2 separate regions of the Homo sapiens genome follow, and region 1 is linked to region 2. A link is an interaction called in ENCODE POLR2A ChIA-PET data of the cell type or tissue named here. Cell type or tissue: MCF 10A. All regions are shown on one strand. Each heading gives the region's core, and the rest is flanking DNA. Links, peaks and the distances in the headings are about the cores only.

Evidence for each region. Peaks named below come from ENCODE experiments on the same cell type or tissue, not always from the same donor. Only the 100,000 strongest peaks of a DNase experiment are listed, where the experiment ranks them.
Region 1: POLR2A ChIA-PET joins it to region 2 with 5 read pairs; 2 of 35 experiments call an interaction of 5 or more read pairs at or near these places.

Annotation. Positions count from the first base shown.
Region 1 is chr20:17,980,264-17,985,652 of GRCh38, reverse strand. The region is part of intron 3 of MGME1 (mitochondrial genome maintenance exonuclease 1); the gene reads right to left. Among named protein-coding and RNA genes, the nearest start is that of MGME1, 14 kb to the right of the region's middle. RefSeq lists an enhancer at 1,288-2,241. In MCF 10A, for the core only: no CTCF peak of the experiment used is centred there; no DNase peak of the experiment used is centred there.
Region 2 is chr20:17,539,026-17,544,414 of GRCh38, reverse strand. It overlaps a transcript of BFSP1 not described here. Among named protein-coding and RNA genes, the nearest start is that of BFSP1, 10 kb to the right of the region's middle. In MCF 10A, for the core only: no CTCF peak of the experiment used is centred there; DNase peaks (open chromatin) are centred at 1,254 and 2,204.

The sequences.
Region 1 (5,389 bases), core at 265-5,264, 440 kb before region 2:
ACCTACCACGAATGCAGCTTGCAGGACTAGAAGTTGCTCTGGGTGATTGAGTGAGTGAGCGGTGAGTGAATGTGAGGGCCTGGGACATTACTGTATACTACTATAGACTTTATAAACACTGTACACTTACGCTACACTAAATTTATAAAAAACGTTTTTCTTTCTTCAATAATACATTAACTTTAGCTTACTGTAACTTTTTTACTGTATAAACTTCTTTAATTATTTTGAGATGGTGTTTCACTCTTGTTGCCCAGGCTGGAGTGCAATGGCACAATTTTGGCTCACTGCAACCTCCACCTCCCAGGTTCAAGCGATTCTCCTGCCTCAGCCTCCCAAATAGCTGGGATTACAGGCATGCACCACCACGCTTGGCTAATTTTGTATTTTTAGCAGAGATGGGGTTTTGCCATTTTGGCCAGGCTGGTTTCAAACCCCTGACCTCAGGTGATCCACCCACCTTGGCCTCCCAAAGTGCTGGGATTACAGGCATGAGCCACCATGCCCGGCCACTTCTTTAATTTATTGACTCTTGTAATAATACTTATCTTAAAACAAACACATCGTACAACTATACAGAAATATTTTCCTTTTCTTTTTTTTTTTTTTTTTTTTTGAGACAAAGTCTTGCTCTGTCACCCAGGCTGGAGTGCAGTGGTGCAACCTTGGTTCACTGCAACCCCCACCTCCCGGGTTCAAGCAATCTTCCTACCTCAGCCTCCAGACTAGCTGGGATTACAGGCATGTGCCACCACACCCGGGTAATTTTTTGCATTTGTAGCAAAGACGGAGTTTCATCGTGTTGCCTAGGCTGGTCTCGAACTCCTGACCTCAAGTGGTCCACCTGTCTCGGTTTCCCAAAGTGCTGGGATTACAGGTGTGAGCCACCATGCCCCGGCCTCTTTTTTGATATCTTTATTCTACATGCTTTTTCTATTATTAAAATTATTTTTTACCCCTTAAACCTTTGTTAAAAACTAAGACACAAACATACACATTAGCCTAGGCCTACACAGGGTCAGAATCATAGTAAATACCAGTAATATGCCAGTAATAGTTGTTTATAAGCTGGTTATATACCAGCTTATGCCAGTAATAGTTGTTTATTACCATTATCAATTATATACTGTAGTGTACATAATGGTATGTGCTGTTTTTATATGACTGAATAGGAGGTTAGTTTATACCAGCATAACCACGAACACGAGTAGTATGTTGCACTATAACATAACATCACTAGATGATAGGAGTTTTTCAGCTCCATTATAATCTTATGGGACCACTGTTTACATGTAGTCTGTCGTTGACTGAGATATTGTTATGTGGAACATGGCTGTATAAAGTAAAGCTGTTATAATCAAACAGCATGATAATAGCATAAAAGCAGACACCTTAAACCAATGGAACAGGACAGATAGCCCAGAAACAAAACCATGAATTTACAGTCAATTGATTTTCAATAAAGGTACCAAGAACGAACAATGGGGAATGTTTTGTCAATTGTGTTAGGAAAACTGGGTATCGACTTGCATAAGAATGAAATTGTACCCTATCTCATACCACATACAAAAATCAACTTAAAATTTAAGACCTGAAACTGTAAAACTACTAGAAAAAAAACAGGAGAAAAGCTCCCCAACACTGATCTGAGCCATGATTTCTCAGAAGCCCAAAAGCACAGGTAACAAAAGCAAAAACAGACATATACATCCAAATAAAAAGCTTCTGCATAACAAAGGAAACAACAGTGAAGACACAATCCACAGAATGGGAGAAAATATTTGCAAACCACCTATCTGATAAGGGGATAATATCCAAAGTATATAAGGAACTCAAACAACTAAATAGTAACAAAACAAATAACTTGATTAAAAAATGGGCAAAGGAGCTCAATGAATATTTCTTAAAAGAAGACATGAATGACCAACAGATAGATGAAAATATGCTCAATATCTCTAATCATTAGTGAAAGACAAATCAAAATCACACTGGGCTATTATTACCTCATGCCTGTTAGAATGGCTATTATCAAAAAGACAAAAGGTAAGTGTTGGTGAGGACTGCAGAAAAGAGAACCCTGATAAACTGTTGGTGGGCATGTAAATTAGTATAGCCATTTGAGAAAACATCATGGAGGTTCCTCAGAAAACTAAAACATCTAAAAACTGAAACCAGAACTACTATACGATCCAGGAATCCTACTTTTGGATATATAGCCAAACGAATTAAAATCAGTATGTTGAAGAGACACCTGCAATCCCAGGTTCACTGAAGCATTATTTACAAAGGCCAAGATGCGGAAACAACCTAAGTGTCCATCTATGGATAAATGGATAAAGAAAATGTGGATACACACACACACACACACACACACACACACACACAATAGAACACTACATAGCCTTTAAAAAGAAGGAAATTCTGTCATTTGTGACATGGGTGAACATGGTGAACATTTTGCTGAGTGAAATAAGCTGGGCACAAAAAGACAAATACTGCATGATTTCATTTATATGTGGAATCTAAAAAAGTCGAACTCAGAAAGAGAGAGAGTAGAATGGTGATTACAAGAGGATAGGGATGGAGAGTGGGGAAGAGGAAAGGGGAGATGCTGATCCCAGGGTAAGAGGTTTCAGTTAGGTCAGAAGAATAAATTTTAGTGATCTGTTGCACAGCATGGTGACCATATTTAATAATGCATTGTATATTTAAAAGTTGCTAAAAGAGTAGATTTTAAAGATTCTCACCACCAAAAAATGATAAATAGGTGAAGTGATGGATATGATAATTAGCTTATTTAATCTTTCCATTAGGTATACATATATCAAAATATCATACTGTAGCCTATAAATATATATAATTATTGTCAGTCAAAAACATTTTTTAACATCATAGTAGCGTAAACCCAAATTAAAAGTACAGTAACAGTTCACAAATAGCTCTTAAATGAAAAGATGCTCAGTCTCACTTATGTGACATGCAAATTAAAAATACAATGTTATCAAAATTACTAACACTGTATTGTTAAATGTATTCACTCATATTCTTGGTAATTTAAAATGCATACCCTTGACCCAGCAACCTTCCTAAAGTATAGGATAGCAATGGCTTGATATCCTGAGTACAAGTGAAGTGACAAGTGCCTGGGAGATTTAAGAAGCAGTCATGTCCGGGTCTACTTCAGACCAACTAAATGGATTGTAACTGCATATATCACACGTCTAAAACAAACAGGCCAGGCATGGTGGCTCATGTCTGTAATCCCAGCACTTTGGGAGGCTGAGGTGGGTGGATCACCTGAGGTCAGGAGTTCGAGACCAACCTGGCCAACATGGTGAAACCCTGTCTCCACTAAAAACAAAAAATTAGCTGAGCATGGTGGCACATGCCTGTAATCTCAGCCACTTGGGAGTACAAGACAGGAGAATCGCTTGAACCCAGGAGGTGGAAGTTGCGGTGCCGCACCATTTCACTCCAGCCTGGGCAACAAGGGTGAAACTCCGTCTCAAGAAAAAAAATAAATAAACAAATGAATCTGTGCATCTGCCTAGAACAGCTCTGTAATATACAAAGAGGCACATTTGCTGCAGCACTGTTTGTAATTGTGGAAAACTAGAAATAATCTGAGTGTTCCCAATAGGGAAATGGGTAAGGCTCATTCATACAAAAGAATACAAAAAACGAGTTAAGAGAGAAGTAGGGCCAGGTGCAGTGGCTCAAGTCTGTAATCCCAGCACTTTGGGAGGCTGAGATGGGTGGATCACCTTAGGTCAGGAGTTCGAAACAAGCCTGGCCAACATGGCAAAACCCTGTCTCTATTAAAAATACAAAAAAAATTAGCCAGGCACCTGTAATCCCAGCTACTCAGGAGGGCGAGGCAGAATTGCTGGAACCTGGGAGGCGGAGGTTATAGTGAGTCCAGATTGTGCCACTGCACTCCAGCCTGGGCAATAGAGCGAGACTCTGACACACACACACACACACACACACACACACACACACACGAGTAGTAGATTGGGCAAGGTGGCTCACGCCTGTAATCCCAGCACTTTGGGAGGCTGAGGTGAGGATCATACTTCCTTCCCAGTTCTAGATTAGTCTGGGCAACACAGCAAGAATTATTTCTATAAAAAAGTAAAAAAAGAAGTAGATCAAAATAATAATGTAACATCTACTGAATACATAGTATGCATTAAGCACTCTTCAGGGAATATCTCATTTTATAACAAGGTAGGTACTACCATTTGTCTTATCTTAAAGATGAATAAATTGAGACAGAGAGCGACTAAGTAATTAATCTAAGGTTAAGATGAAAAGCCAAGCCAGAATCCAAACTCAAGCAGCTGGCTCCTGAGCCCAATATCTTACTAGCTTTGTGATGCTGTGTATCTAGAGATGTCTGTATATTATGACTGTCACAGTTCTGCATGAAATCATACATAAGTGCTGCCTATGCATGTGTATTATACATAGCATTATGTGTGTGCTAAGAGTATAGAGGGCACATATTCTTAGGTTCTCCTGATGCTGTGTCACAGATCATTGGTCATTAAAAAAAGAAAAGAACAAAAAAGAGCGTAGAAGGCAGACTAGAAGGAGGTAGTGCCAAACTTAAAACAGCAATCGCCTTTGGCCACGGGTGGTTCAACAGAATTTGGGGTTAATCTGTAATATTATATTTCTTTAAAAAAAAGATCTCCATGTAATCACAGGGATAAGGAAAAAAAAAGTTTTAAGCAAATGCACCAGTGTTAAGTGTTAATTGTGGGTGGTGGAAAATTATTACATGAGAAAAGAATGTTACAGATCTATATAAACTAATAAAAGATTTTTTTTTTTTTTTTGAGATGGAGTCTCACTCTGTCACCCATGCTAGAGTGCAGTGGCGTGATCTCAGCTCACTGCCAGCTCCGCCTCCCGGGTTCACGCCATTCTCCTGCCTCAGCCTCCCAAGTAGCTGGGACTACAGGCGCCTGCCACCATGCCTGGCTAACTTTTTGTATTTTTAGTAGAGATGGGGTTTCACCGTGTTAGCCAGGATGGTCTCAATCTTCTGACCTCGTGATCTGCCTGCCTTGGCCTCCCAAAGTACTGGGATTACAGGTGTGAGCCACTGCGCCCAGCCTGATTTTTTTTTAAATAATTTTTTTAAGTGGAAAAAAGCAGGGTATATCATCTTGTGTTAAAAAATGAGTGTGGGGACAAATGATTGTACATATGGTCATACAATATCTCAGGAACACAGGAGCTTTTTAAACAGAGGTTCAATACAGAGTGGGTGTGGGGAGTTACTCTTAATAGCATATTACCCATTAAAAATTCAGTGGGGTCGGGCACAGTGGCTCACACCTGTAATCCCAGCACTTTGGGAGGCCGAGGCAGGCAGATC
Region 2 (5,389 bases), core at 223-5,222:
CTCAGCACTCACCTCTATGTGCTAAAGCCTGCTTACTCTAAACCATCTGCCACTTTCTGTCCCACAAGTGCTGCACAATTGGGAGTTGGGGCTGTGTAGGGAGCAGCCCTCAACCAATGATGGATAGGGGATTGGTGGATAAGTACCCAGCTTCGCGTCCCTTGCCTGGGATATCTCTGTGATGCATTCTACTCTGTCTCCTAGAACCCTTAGATATGTTGAGATCCAGTTGCCCCCATGGTGATGGTGGTCACCCTGCCATCATTGGCTACTTTCCCTTCCCCATCTCACTTCCCCACTCTTCTACTGGTGTCCTGGGATCATGTCCAAAATACATTACTTGTACTCAAATCCTTGCCACGGAGTTGGCTTCTGGGGGACTTCAAGCTAAGACGGATGCTTAAAATAAACATAGACCATGTGCAAAAAATAAAGGCAGATATTTGTTAAGCACTTACCATATGCCAGACAACATTTAAGTCTCACAACAACTCTTTTGGGAACTTCTATCACGTCCAGTTTATACATGAAGCATGTGAGGCTTAGAGAGGTTCAGTGTCTTGTGTAAGTCATGTAGCTAATGGGTCATGAAGGATTTAAATCCAGACTATTTAACTTAAGCGGACATAGTTTTCATGACCACATGTCCTACAACAGCATATCAAGTTGCTTCGCATATCTTCACTGGTACATATTTCATAAGCTTTTGAGGGCATTTTGCTGGTGGATTTTTCTGATAGATGAGCTGATAGATTTTTTGTAACCTATCAACAGTAATAATGTTGCATAACTTGGATGAGTCTGCATTCACCCAATGGAAATCTGAGTCACATGCCAGAAGGTTTTTTTTTTCTAGCCACATGAAGAAGTTCAATAATGTTTTATTTTCTCCTAGCTCTTCTAAAATGTTTTTGCAGCTAACACTGTTGCTGCTGTTTTTCTTAAAACTGGCTTCCCAGCTTAAAATTCATTGTGTGATAAATAAAGGTCACCATTTATGCTCTAATAACAAGTTGGATTGATCCAGGGTTTTAGTCGGTCATGACGCTGTGTGAGGCATATTCATTCCTAATGTGAAAGACAACATTTCATGGGCTCTGGATGACCCTTCTTTGAACTGAAATGCTCTTCTGGCTGCTGACTTTATCAAGTTTTTTCTTTGTTACACGGCAAAAGACACTCTCTGCTTACCGCCACTGTTGGTCTTCAGAAAGAATGAAACAAATGATTTGTGGTTCCTAGAAAATGTTATAAAATTGTTTCCCAAGTTAGGTCACTGCAGTTACAAAATTTTTGTTTCAGTAGAGGAGTTGGCCAAAAACAACAGAGCCAGTGGTCAGCCATTATTCCAGGGGAAAGAAAATATTGAGATTAGCTAGGAGTAACTGCCTCCTTTTCCACTGAAACAGAGACAGATTCCTCTAGCGGTGCTGAAACTATTTTGAGATAAATCTCTTTCTCTCTTTATTTACTGGCTGACTTCCCTAGTTTTTGAAATTGACTTATAAAATTTTGGAAGGCATTTTAACTTTATAAGGCAATTTATTATAAATTATTTTTCAGAAACATCTTGAGCCAACTAGAAATGAAAACAAACCATGTTCTCAGGCTATATACTCTAATTCTAGTCTAATTTTTTAAAACTTAGCATTTAAATTTAGGGTTCCATGTTAAACAATACACTTAGGAAGACTCTCTTTGAGCTTAATGAGACTGAGGAAAGAATGCCAAAATTTCCATCACCAGAGATATGGTATTATTCATAGGTAATGTGAGGTTAGTAAATGTTTAACAACTGACTTTTTTTTTTCTTTTTAAGATGGGGTCTCACTTTGTCACCAGAGCAGGCATGCAATGGTGCGATCATAGCTTACTGCAGCCCTGACCTCTTGGGCTCTAGTGATCCTCCCACCTCAGCCTCCTGAGTAGCAGAGACTACAGGTGCATGGCACCACACCTGGTGAATTTTTTTTTTTTTTTTTTTTTTGGTAGAGATGAGGTCTCTGTATGTTGCCTAGGCTGGTCTTGAATTCCTGGGCTCAAGCAGTCCTCCTATCTCGGCCTCCTAAAGTGCAGGGATTACAGGCATGAGCCACAATGCTTGGCCAACAGCTGACTTTCTAGGAGAGAAATGTCTTCCTTTGTAGTGTTTATCATTCTTGTGGTGTAGATACTCTCACCGTTTCCAATTTCAAGCTACCGATGAGGTGTCAACCAGCTTGCAAAATTCCTGAAAATTTAGCAATTGGCTCTCATGATCTACTAAGAGGCAACTCCAGAACACTCCTGCAGGTGACTCAGCCAGCAAGTGCCCCAAATGCAGGCAGGGGAACATTGATGTGTTGACTCTGCAATGCCCTGAAATTGATTTTGGAGGTTACGAGGACATCAGTTAGCAAACCCTCGCAAAGTGGCACTTTTGGTTACACTGTGTGTGTCACCCCAAAACTCAGGTTACCTTGAGAAAATAATGTACTCTGAGAGAATTTGGTCCAAAATATCCTATTTAATTGTTGTTCTTGCCAAGTCATGCAATTAGGGTCACCGAGGACAGTCCAAGTGCATTTTACAGACAAGGACCACTCACAGCTCTGTGGCTCTGGTTTAGACTGCTATGTTCAGCAAAGGCTGACCACAGAACAAAATAAGCAACCCATATCCAACTTGGATGCTACGCTTTGTAATGGATTTTGTTTTCGGTTGACATCTGAAAAGCCACAGCCATTGAGGATGCCTGGGAAGTGTCTTCATTAGCTATCACTTAAGGACCTCTCTTATTTTGTTCATCTTCTTAAAATAGAAAGCTCTTTTCCAAGGAATTAACTTTTTCTTTTCATGTGTCTTATAACTATAGTCTTTCTGCTGACTGGTGCACTGTTCTCTTTCTTAATAAATGTATTTTTGTTCTGTCCCTATATATTTCCTCTAATGATGACAGACAATGTAAACCTAGCCATCATAGCAGACAGCAAAGTAAATTTCAATTTTGGACTGCTACTAAATTTGACCATGCCCCTTGAAACAGCCCAATCAGCGAATGTGGAATGAGAGGGCCTGGAACTGCTGGTAAGATCCCTTGTAATGATCCATCTTTGGCCAAGCACTATTCAGCTTTCCCATTTAAGAGTTTCATGACAAACCTCCCAACATGCAAAAACTTTATCTTTTATTTCAAGTTTCTATCTAATATTCACTAATTATTATTTTTTTTTTAGAGACAGGGTCTCACTATGTTGCCCAGAATGGGGTGCAGTGGCTATTCACAGGAATGATCATTGCTCACTGCAGCCTTGAACTCCCGGTCTCCAGTGATCCTCCCGCCTCAGCCTCTCAAGTAGCTGGGATTACAGGTGCATGCTACAGCTCCTGGCTCTAATATTCACTCACTCTTTAATTCATTTTATTGGGCATCCACTTTGTGTCAGAAGCTTTAACTAGTTGCTGAATGAGATTTTGTAGCTCCCAGCGTTCCTAGTATCTAACGAGCCAAATGAATCAACAAAGCATGGTGAAGTGCCCATGGTGTAGTAGCAACAGTGGGAAACTATTACTACCTGTAGGCTTTAAAGGAGCAGGAGGAAAGGATCTTGGAGGAGAGATTATGCCAGAGCAGAAGGGAAGCAGGAAGGGAGTCTTTTTGATCTCCTGACAGTGACTCCCATTTGCCAAACCCTACAGGAAGCTAGAGGACATGAGAGGCACCCGGAGGTGATGCAGTCTGGGAGGGCCAGGCTTTCAGCGTTTTAGAGAGGCATGGAGAAGGATGGAGGGTGGGCACCTGGGGAGATCCTCAGGTGGACAATGGCCACTGAGGGATGCCCAGCATTGCTATCAGCCCTGCCCTCAAAGAGCTGCAGTCTAGTGAAGATACTCATACAGCAGGTCTGCCAGGTAAACAGCGGGGGACCTTAACTGGAATGGTGTCTTGGGGTATGGGGGCGTGGGTGTGTAGAACTGAAGACCACTTTAGACATCTTCCTGCATACATTAATATACATGAGGGGTTGGGTGGGAGGTGTAAAGGAGTAGGGAAGATATTGGTGTCAAAGCTGAGGGTGACAGGCAAATGGAGAAAAGGATGATGTATGCTGGGTGAGAAGTAAAGCCTGATGACATAAATTTCAAATAAATGAAGGCATAGAAGTCAGTAGGAGTTGATCATGAGCAGGCAGGTGGTAGAGGGTGGAATAGCAGGAAATATTCACATCACTTGTAGCTCCTTACCAAATGAACTAACAAGTCAGATGGTTGGAATAGGTCATTCTTTGAATTTTGGCCAGACCCTGCTAAACAATGGCGAACTTCTGTAAACTGACTATTTTTAGAATTTCATTAGAAAACTTCATGTGGAGTTTAGGTCTGAGGGGCCGTTGAGGGGCTTAAAATGTATAGTATACTCCTAAACTGTACCTTACTATACTCCTAAACTGTATGCACAATATGAAAATAGTTCATAAAATAGCTTGCACTATTGTTGTCCCCCCCAATTTCAGGTCAACGCTGGGAAGCTAGTGAACTTTGGAAGATAGAACATGTTCTCTTGTGTTCAATCAGTCCCTACTGATATTAATAGAAAAGTAGACCTGGACCTACAAAACAATGGACAGCCCAAATGTATGTTTCTTTTTTTAATTTTTGTCTTTTTTTTTGAGATAGAGTTTTGCTCTGTGGCCCATGCTGGAGTGCAGCGACACAATCATGGCTCACTGCAGCCTTGACCTGCCAGGCTCAGTCTATCCTCCCACCTCAGCCTCCCGAGTAGCTAGGACTACAGAGGTACACACCACCATGCTCAGCTAATTTTTTGTATTATTATTATTATTTTTTATATATAGCGACAGGGTTTTGCCATGTTGCCCAGGCTGGTTTCAAATTCCTGTGCTCAATCAATCCACCTGCCTCAGCCTCCCAAAGTGCTGGGCGAGAGCCAGATGCCCAGCCCCCAAATGTATGTTCAATCTATGAATATATGAATGTATATTTCTATCAGAAATATATTCATGGGCTGGGCATGGTGGCTCACACGTGTAATCCCAATACCTGGGGAGGCTGAGTCAGGAGGATCACTTGAGGCCAGGAATTCGAGACCACCTGAGCAGCACAGCAAGACTCCTGTGTGTATGAAACAGTTTAAAAATTAGCTGGGCATGGTAGTGTGCACCTGTAGTCCCAGCTAGTTTGGCAGCTGAGGTGGGTGAGTCGCTTGAGCCCAGGAGGTTGAGGCTGCAGTGAGCTGAGATTGTACCACTGCACTTCAGCCTGGGCTGAGCAAGACCCCATTGCAAAAAAAAAAAAAAAAAAAAAAAAAAGAAGAAGAAATATATTCATGGATGCATGTGCCCAATTCCTTGGGATCTATCTCCTAACTGATACAAAGCAGGGCTGGAAC